2 separate regions of the Homo sapiens genome follow, and region 2 is linked to region 1. Evidence: read pairs that join two places in POLR2A ChIA-PET (ENCODE). Cell type or tissue: IMR-90. All regions are shown on one strand. Region 1 overlaps FYCO1 (FYVE and coiled-coil domain autophagy adaptor 1). Region 2 overlaps CDCP1 (CUB domain containing protein 1).

Evidence for each region. ChIA-PET counts read pairs that join two places held together with the same protein. Peaks named below come from ENCODE experiments on the same cell type or tissue, not always from the same donor. Only the 100,000 strongest peaks of a DNase experiment are listed, where the experiment ranks them.
Region 2: POLR2A ChIA-PET joins it to region 1 with 8 read pairs; 1 of 35 experiments calls an interaction of 5 or more read pairs at or near these places.

Annotation. Positions count from the first base shown.
Region 1 is chr3:45,970,391-45,975,390 of GRCh38, reverse strand. It overlaps FYCO1 (FYVE and coiled-coil domain autophagy adaptor 1), which reads left to right. Exons shown (of 18, transcript NM_024513.4): 5 at 46-152; 6 at 2,160-2,303. Among named protein-coding and RNA genes, the nearest start is that of FYCO1, 23 kb to the left of the region's middle. In IMR-90, no CTCF peak of the experiment used is centred here; a DNase peak (open chromatin) is centred at 2,520; H3K27ac peaks cover 593 bases.
Region 2 is chr3:45,098,778-45,103,777 of GRCh38, reverse strand. All of the region lies in intron 4 of CDCP1 (CUB domain containing protein 1), which reads left to right. Among named protein-coding and RNA genes, the nearest start is that of CDCP1, 45 kb to the left of the region's middle. In IMR-90, no CTCF peak of the experiment used is centred here; a DNase peak (open chromatin) is centred at 2,677.

The DNA of each region.
Region 1 (5,000 bases):
GTTAGGCTGACAGCTCTTTGGCTCTATGTAATCTGCTTTTTCCAGCTCCGAACATCCTTGGGGAAAGGAAGAGCATTTATTCGCTACTCCTTGGTGCACCAGAGGTTGGCAGACACCTTACAGCAGTGCTTCATGAACACCAAAGTGACCAGGTAAATACAGGACAGGGCTGGGGTTTGGGATCATCCCGTGCAGAAATGAACTAAAGTTCATTAATAATAATGACAGCTGCAACAGTAGTGCTCATTTGTGTCCCCCGTGACACTGCAGACTCCTTCCACATATATCATTGTCTTCCACCCCTCCTCCCAAAGTCCTTGACACATGTGGGCAAGTAGCACTGTGTTTTTATAGGTAAGTGAGGCTCAGAGGGGCTTAATGCTTTTCTCTAGGCCTCACCCGTTACTCTCTTAACTCCCGATACCAGGCATTTTCCCTGGTGGATGGCATGTCCTTGGTGCCAGCACTACTGGACAGACAGGTTACAGCCTTGGCCTCTCAGCAGAATCACCTGTGGGGCTTTTAATACTACTGAGCCTGCGTCCTCACCTGGCATACTGAGTGAACACACTGGAGACTGGTGGGTAGCCAGGACTGGGAGCCACTGCAGAGCTCAGGTCAGGTGTGCAGTCAGCCTTTGTGCGGGTAGTGCTGAAGCCTCAAAAGGGAAGAGAGAAGGGAGGAGAGAGGCAGGGATTGAGTCTATAAAGGGGAGAATGGGTGTCAGCTTAGAAGCTGCAAATCAGGTACCAGTCAACTAAACCTCTTTGGGTTTTCCAGCATCTCTTGGCCCCTTTCCTTTTGGAGTATTCCAAATTTTTTTGAATCTAAAAAAAACTACAAAGGGAAAACCTTTTGTTTCATTATGTCACCTTAAAGATTGATTTGCATAGAGATGTACTCATATTTCTCATGCATGTGACAGGCCTTGTGAATTGATGTGAGCTGAAAAAGTTTGCATATTTGATTTGAAGGTTATTTTGTTTTAGATGTTTGGTGAAGATCGCACAGTTCACAGACAATAATGTCCCACTTTTTTGCCCACGCGGGAGTGCAGTGGCACGATCATAGCACACTGTAACCTCAAGCTGCTGGGCTCAAGTGATCTTCTTACCTCAGCCTTCGAGTAGCTGGATAGGCATTTACCACTGTGTCTGGCTAATTTTTTACTTTTTATATAGACAGGGTCTCACTATGTTGCCCAGCTTGGCCTCAAATTCCTGGGCTCAAGTGAACCCCCTGCCTAGGCCTCCCAAAGTGCTAGGATTACAGGTGTGAGCCACTATGCCCAGGCATCTTTTTCATTTTGGGCAAGGGTTGGGGTAGGGGGTTGGGGTAGTCTTAACCTGTCACACAGGCTGGAGTGCAGTGGCATGATCATGGCTTACTGTGGCCTCTACCTCCTGGGTTCAAGCAATCCTCCTGCCTCAGCCTCTTGAGAAGCTGGGACTACAGGTACATGCCACCATGCTCAGCTAATTTTTTGTGTTTTTTTGGTAGAGATGGGATATTGCCATGTTGCCCACCCTGGCCTCAAACTCCTGGGTTCAAGCTATCCTCCTGCCTCAGCTTCCCAAAGTGTTGGGATTACAGGCATGAGCGACTGTGTTCTGATGCATCTTTTTAAAATTCTTGTTACTTTGCCTGAAATGAAACAACCACTACCTCAAAATGCAGATAACATTTATTTTATTTTTTCTCACCCTGTCTTACGGTGCTGAACCATTTCTGAATAGTTTGTTCCTTGGCTTTTAAATTGGTATCTGGACAGAAATTAGCAGTGAGTTTAGTGTCCCATATTGAGTTCTGAAAATGGAATAGGTAGTAATCTTTCAAAAAAGAAGTTTTCTTTCTCCTACAATTCCCCTTTCTTGGCAAATAATTGATGTTTAAGGTTTCCCATATCCTTTTTGAGAAGTAGATATGATATATATAATAAATGAATAAGCATCCAGATCATTGCAGTAATTTCTTTGAAGAAGAGCAAGCTTATTTGAGAGTTATGTTCTTCTACCATGAAAATGAAATTGGTTTGTGTGCCTGTGTCTTTTAATTTAGTAACCTGAGTTGGAATTCGATGAGGCAGAGCCACAGTGGGAGGACTGAGTAAATTCATACTTTATCTTTATTACTCTTATAATTGACATGTTTTTCTGCAGTGACTGGTACTATGCAAGAAGCCCCTTTCTGCAGCCAAAGCTGAGCTCGGACATTGTGGGCCAACTCTATGAGCTGACTGAGGTTCAGTTTGACCTGGCGTCGAGGGGCTTTGACTTGGATGCTGCCTGGCCAACATTTGCCAGGTACTTTGAAGGATTGCTTGGTTTAAAAGACAGGAAAAGAGACATTTGAAGTTTTGAAGATTGCCACCAGTCTACTCAAAACAATTTTGCTTGCTCAGTAAATTACACAAACCTGTTCAACTCTTATTCCAGCTCCTTTTACAGACTTTGTTGAATCATGACTAACAATAACATCTGAAGGCTCCAACCTTAAACCAACTTAACTGGCCAGGGCATGAGTCAGTGGAGATGTGTATTGCAAAAGCCAAGGCTTTAAAATTTTTTTAAGGCACTTGTTGTTACGGGCATTGGGGGAGGAGTGGGCTTTTTCCCGTGCCTGTTCTTATGGAGTTATTACAGAAGGCTCCTAAGCAGTAGGAGAGGAAGTGAAAGCCACAGCTTGTCCACATAAGGGTTGCAGGAAAGGTTGCTGCATTTTTGTTTCTTCTTTTTTTCTTTTCTGAGGCCATCAAGCCAGCCATATCTTACACCAGTGTGGCACTCACATACCACCAGAGTCCTTACATGAGCTCCAAGAAGGAGGTGTGAGGAACAGGCTCAGAGGATCAGGGGACTTGACAAAGTCACCTAGCTGGTGGGCAGCAGGCCTGGGACACCTGACTTGGGTTAAAATCAAGTCCAGTGTTCTTTGTTTTGTTTTGCTTTCTGTTTATAAGGCTTTTAAAATTTAACATTCATATTTTTTATTAGGAAATACTTCATGTATAGAGAAAAGTGGTGACTATGATAGTCACATGCAAACCACTAGGATTTAATTTTGCCATATTCAGATGTCCTTTTTTTATTTTTATTTTTTGTAGGGACGGAGTCTTGCCATCTCTCCCAAGCTGGTTTGAACTCCTGGGCTCAAGCTATCCTCCTATCTTGGCCTTCCAAACTGCTGGGATTACAGGTGTGAGCCACCACGCCTGGCCCAGATACTCTTTTTAAAACTTTTACATTTTGAAATAATTTCAGAATTACAGAAAAGTTGCAAAAATAGTACAAAGTACTCATCTATCCTTCACCCTGATTCCCTAGTTATCGATATTTTACTATAATTGTTCATCATTTTTTCTATTTACATGTTGATTTATTTCCTAAGCCTTTTGAGAGTAAATTACAGACTTGATCCTCTTTTCTCTTAAGTACTTAATTGTGTATTTTCTAAAATCAAGGACATCCTGTTATATAACTCAGTACAGTTATTAAAATCAGAAAATTAGCATTGATACAATACTGCTATCTAATTTACAGATCTCATTTAAATTTTACAAATTATCTCAGTAATGTCTCTCATAATCTAAGGTCCAATCCCAGATCACATATTAATTGTTAATTCATTAATTGCTATGCCTCTCTAGTCCCCTTTAATTTTGAACAGTTTTTCAGTCTTTGTCTTTCATAACATTGACATTTTTGAAAAATACAGGCCAGTTATTTTGTAAAATGTTCCTTAATTTGAGTTTGTCTGATGTTTCCTCATTATTGGATTTAGGTTAAGTGTTTTTGGCAGGAATACCTTACCTGTTGTGTCCTTGTCAGCACACTGTATCTGGAGGCACACAGTGTTGATTTGTTTCATTACTAATGAGGTTAACCCTGGTCATTTGGGTAAGGCGGTGCTTGCCAAGTTTCTCCAAAAGTTACTATTTCTTCCTTTGTAATGAGTATATATCTTATGGGAAGACATGCTGAAATTACATTATTATCCTTTTTTCTCTTAAATCTGTCCTGTATTAGTTTTAATACCATTTGATCATTCTTGCCTGAAGCAGTTATTACCATAATAATTACCAGAGTGATTTTCTAACTCCATTATTTCTTTTACATTATTAGTTGGCATTCTACTGTAAGGAAGATCTTTTTCTTTTTCCCCATTTATTCATTCATAGCAGTATTGACTCATGGATTCTTATTTTATTCAATAGGTTGCATTCTGTCACTGTCATTATTTATTTTGAAGCTTACATTATCCCATTTATCCAATTACCCCAGTGGGGAGCCCCCTTCAAGCTGGCTCTTGTGGGGAGGTTTGGTTACATCTGATACTTTTTTAAGAAATAAAATATTATAGATCAGCTAAAGCCCCACCCCAATGCCATCCTTTCTCCTTTGTTCCCCTTTCAGAAGTAATCATGTAATCAATGCATTTCATTCTCAGATCTTATGCTTTCATTATTAATTGTGTATTTGTAAATATTTTATATATGTATATATATATAGTTTTATTTTGTAAATGTTTTAAAATTTTACACATGTTGAATCATGTAATAGCTATCCTTTGCAACCTGCTTTTTTCATTTTGCCTTGTTTTTGAGATTTTGTATCTGTTTATACATGGAGTTCTGTAAGTGTAGAGTTGGGTTGGCAAAGCACAGCCCAGAGGGCTGTGTGGAACACAGCTTTGCCCATTTACTCACCTGTTGTCCATGGCTGCTTTTATGCTAACAGTGCCAGTTGAGTGACAGAGACCATATAGCCCACAAGACCAAAATATTTACTATCTGGCCCTTTTCAAAAAAAAAGAATGCCAACCCATGGTGTAGAGAATTCTGTTGGGTGAATAAGCCACAGTGTATCTCTTTCCATAGCAGTGTAGAGTTTGTTTGGTTTCCCTTTTTCCAGTTACAGTGCTGCCAAGAGCATCCCCACTGTCTCCTTATGTACATATGTGACTGTCTTCAGGGAAGATACTGTGAAGGGCAGTTGCTGGGT
Region 2 (5,000 bases), 870 kb after region 1:
AATATAGCAGAGGAGTGGCAAGGGAAACGGGCATGTGTGAAAAAGATGAAAACATGAGAGGCAGCCTAGCTTTATAACAGCCCACTCTTGTGAAAACTGATCCACTCCCATGGAACTAACCCAGTCTTGTGAGAAAGAGATTAATCTGTTTTAACAACCTAATCACCTCTTAAAGGCACCACCTCCCAACATTGCCCCACTGGGGACCGACCACACCTCAATATGAATTTGGGTGGGGACAAGCTATATTCAAAGCATAGTGCTTACCTATGAGACCTAGGTATTTACTCAAGAGAAAGGAAACTATGTGTCTACTCAAACACTTGTACAAGGATATTCATAGCAGTCTTATCCATAAAAGTCAAAAACTGAAAACAATCTAAATCACCAACAGAGGAATGGATAAACAAATGTGATATGCTCGCTCATGGAGTACTACTCAGGAATAATAAGGGAAAGAACGACTGATACCCACAGCAACATGGATGAGCCCTAAAAACATCATTCTGCAGAGAGAAAAAAAGCCAGAGACAAAAGAGTATGTACCGTACAATTCCATTTCTATGAAGTTCCAGGGCAGCCAGAATCTGCAGTGATAGAAATCAGAAAATCGTTGCCTTTTAGGGGATGGGAAGTTGGGGGAAACTGACTGGAAAAGAGCACAAAGGAAACTCTGGGATGATAAGAATGTTCTAGATCTTTCTTTGGGTGATTGATACAATGGATATAACAAAATTGTACAGACTCATCACACTGAACACTTAAGATCTGTGTATTTTATTATGTGTAAATTATTTGTCAAAAAAAAAAAATCAAGACCAAGTATGGTGGCTCACGCCTGTAATCCCAACGCTTTGGGAGGCCGAGGCAGGCATATTTGGTTGAGCCCAAAGGAGTCTGAGACCAGCCTGGGCAACATGGCAAAACCCTGTCTCTACAAAAAATAGCTGGGTGTGGTGGCATGTGCTACTAGGGAGTGGTCCCAGCTACTAGGGAGGCTGAGGTGGGAGAATCGCTTGAGGCCAGGAGGCGGCGGCTGCAGTGAGCCATAAACTCCAGCCTGGGTGACAGAGTTGACAGAGTGAAACTGTCTCAAAACAATAATAATTTTTCTTTTTCTTTTTTTTTTTTTTTTAGTAGAAACAGGGTTTCACCATACTGGCCAGGTTGGTCTCGAACTCCTAACCTCAAGTGATCTGCCCAGCTCAGCCTCCCAAAGTGCTGGGATTACAGGCATGAGCCACCATGCCCAGCAAATAATTTTCTTTTTAACCAAGGGAAGATATATATCGAAAGGTTAAGACCGTATGTTTGGATGTTGGGTCCTACCCACTAGCTAGCTATGTAAGTTTGGGCAAATTACTTAACCTTTCTAAGCTTTAAATTTGTATTTTATAAAATGAATATATGCCAGGCAAGGTGGCTCATGCCTGTAATCCCAGCACTTTGGGAGGCCGAGGCAGTGGATCACCTGATGTCAGGAGTTCAAAGCCAACCTGGCCAACATGGTGAAACCCCATCTCTACAAAAGTACAAAACTTAGCCAGGCATGATGGCAAGTGCCTATAATCCCAGCTACTCAGGAGGCTGAGGCAGGGGAATCACTTGAACCTGGGAGGCAGAGGTTGCAGTGAGCTGAGATCACACCATTGTACTCCAGCCTGGGTAATAGAGCAAGACTCCATCTCAAAAAAAAATGAAGATAATAAAAACAGTATTACCTAATGCAAATTTAAATTGCAACCTTCTGTAAGGAAAAGCCTATTTATTGTGTGTACCAACACTGGAGCATAGTGTTGAAAGTAGAAACAGGCCCTCTGTACATATTTGATGAACGGTGAACGGCTGTTGAACTAAACCAAGCATCACCACATTTTTTTTTTTTTTTTTTGAGCTGGAGTTTCACTCTTGTTGCCCAGGCTGGAGTGCAATGGTGCGATCTCGGCTCACTGCAACCTCTGCCTTCCAGATTCAAGTGATTCTCCTGCCTCAGCCTCCCGAGTAGCTAGGATTACAGGCATGCGCCACCATGCCAAGCTAATTTTGTATTTTTAGTAGAGATGGGGTTTCACCATGTTGGCCAGGCTGGTCTCGAACTCCTCACCACAGGTGATCTGCCCACCTCGGCCTCCCAAAGTGCTGGGATTACAGACATGAACCACTGCACCCAGCACATGACCACATTTAATACACTTCTACAGCACATTAAGGAACAGCTTCACTATCATCTTGAAACTGGATGGCAGTTGGCAGAGTTTTTCCATGAGTGTGCCATCTATAAGTGAGCTGCATGAAGCCAGTCCCAGGGCCCACACAATTTCTTGTCTCCTCAGTGCAACCACCAGGCTAGAGGAGAGGCAGTTGGGTCCAGGGAAGCAGTGAACATCATAGAAATAGCACAGGCTTTGTAATCAGGAAGATGTCGACTTCATTGCCAGTCTTACCACTTCCTAGCCTTAGTTTGTCTGCGAAATGGTAGTGATAATGCCTCCTATGCTAGATTGCATTTTTGTTCTAAAATATTCACCACCCCTGCTGAGGGAGGATTAGACTTGGTACTGCATTGACCACAGCCTTGGCCATGTGGGTTTGCTTTGGCCAATGAGATGTGAACAGAAGTGAGCCTGCCACTTCTGAGAGAAGCCTCAGCACTCATCATGTGGTTCACATTTTCAAACTCTGTCGCAAGACTGCTGTGTCACAAATAGAGGCTTCTTCAACTTGGATCTGGAATTCAGAAGACATAAGCCAGAGCTGCAGCCAACTCACAATGAATATGTAAAGTGAACAAGAAATAAACCCTTGTTATACTAACCATTCAGATTTGGGGATCATTTGTTGCTGCAGCATAATTTAGCCTCAGCTGATTTACACACTCCCTCAAGGATATCATGAGGATGAACAGCCTAACATTGTAATTGATCCTCTACCATATACCAGTTATGTGGAGCCATGAAGTTCACATTCTGGTGGGAAAGATGAACAAGTAAAAGGAAAATCATGACTTCCTGTTAAAGATGGCTTTACTCCCTTCATACACCCTACTATAATGGGTTTTCTTAGAACATTTTTAAAGCATTTTAAAACATTTTTAAGGTACAATTTTTTTGTATTTTTAAAGACATAAAATTCAAGGAAGAAAGAGAAATAGAAAGGAAAAAATATCGTATAACATTTCATAGAGTAGAAAGGTGGTAACTGATCCAGCAGATGTGAAAGGGCAGAATCCTAAGCCAACAGTGGGAAAAACCAAGAAGAAATCTGCTTTATCCTGCAAAGCCTCAAGAATTGGCAGCAAGTCTCCTCCAGAACTGGGGGCAAATGTGGGGCTAAGGTGGGAAGAGCCACTAGAGCCCCAGATGGTCTCCTTGCCAACAAGCAGCCAAACAACTGTTCTTCCCTGAGCTGACAGAAGAGAGAAGTTTCTTTTCCTGAGATGAGAGTCCCTGAACCAAAGATCCCAGTCACACTGAAGGTGGAGGTACTAAGCTGAACACGGGGGATTGAGTAAAACTGAAGTACTGAGCATGAGGCTCCATCCTTCCTTCCCTGGTGCCCATGGGTATGTTTCTTCCCTTCGGTAGAGAATGACTTCTTCTCTGGGGGCATCTGACCAATCTAAGAGAAAAGACCCAAAGATATTGATGTTATGGGCTCCCCAGGAAGCAATCTGGCCATATCACCCTACTGAGAAGCCCAGTCAACAAGCAGAGCTATTCCAAATAGCATTAGTGCCTCACTTTAAATAAGAGCAGTATATAGATCCCCAGACATCTGGTGAAGCCTAATGAAAAATACAAAGACTAAAACAAATGAATAGAAGAAAAGCCACTTGCAGGAAACAGAGACTATAGAGGGAGAAAAAACTAAAAATCAGCTATCAAGACTCTCAAGTTAATAAGAAGAGATGCTGCGTTTATGTAAAAGGAACCGGTTGTAATTTTTAAAAAGGGCTTTCAGGAGAAAGCTCGTTTTTAATCTCCAAGAGTTCAAAGGAACTCTTGGAGATTAAAAATATGTTAGCAGAAATGAAAGAGTCAAAAGGGCTGAAAGATAAAGTTGAGGATATCTCCCAGAAAGTGGAGTGAAGAAAAAGCCAGCGCGATAGAAAGAAAGAGAAAATATAAAACTCAAGGACCAGTCAAGGAGGCCCAATATCCGGATAGATGGAGTTTTACAGAGAAAAAATAGAGGGAAGGGAATCATCACAAAATATTTCAGGAACATTTGCCAGGACTGATGGATATGAGTTGCCAACTGGAAGGGGCCACCACACACAATGGATATAAATAGACCCACACCAAGGCACAGTATTGTAACATTTCAGAATATCAGGGACACAGAGACCCTACAAGCTTCTAGAGAAGAGGTAAAAAAGTTTTATACGGAGGAAGAAGAAACCAAATGGCAACAAACTTTATCAGCAACACTGGGTATTATAAAACAATGGAGTAAGATCTTCAAAGTTCTGAAGGAATATTATTTCCAACCTAGAATTTTATACCAAGCCAAACAATTAAGTGTGAAGGTGGAATAAAGACATTTTTAGACCTACAAGATCTAAAAAAATTTACCCCCATATATACTTTCTCAAGAAGCACCTGAAGGCTGTAATCCACCTAAAAAGAAAGTAAAAATTAAAAAAAAAAAAAAGAAAAGAAAAGATGGATCCAGGAAGCCCAGGATCTAGTCCAAGAGAGAAGCAAAGGGAATCCCATGATAACAGTGAAGGAGATCCAGGATCACACCTGAGCACCAGGCATCAAGAGCAGCCCCTTTAGATTAGAGCATTGAAAAGGCTCTGGAGAGATTTCTTAAGAAGTTGAGGAAGTACCTAATGTTTTCAAATTTATTGAAAGGAGATTTATACAAGTGGAAGAGAGTTTGGGTATCAAATTATTGATAAGTACATAGAAACTAAGGAAATGATTAAAATGATAATAATTCACTACAGGGAACACAAAATTTTATGCAGAAAGGAAAAATCATTATAGCATGCA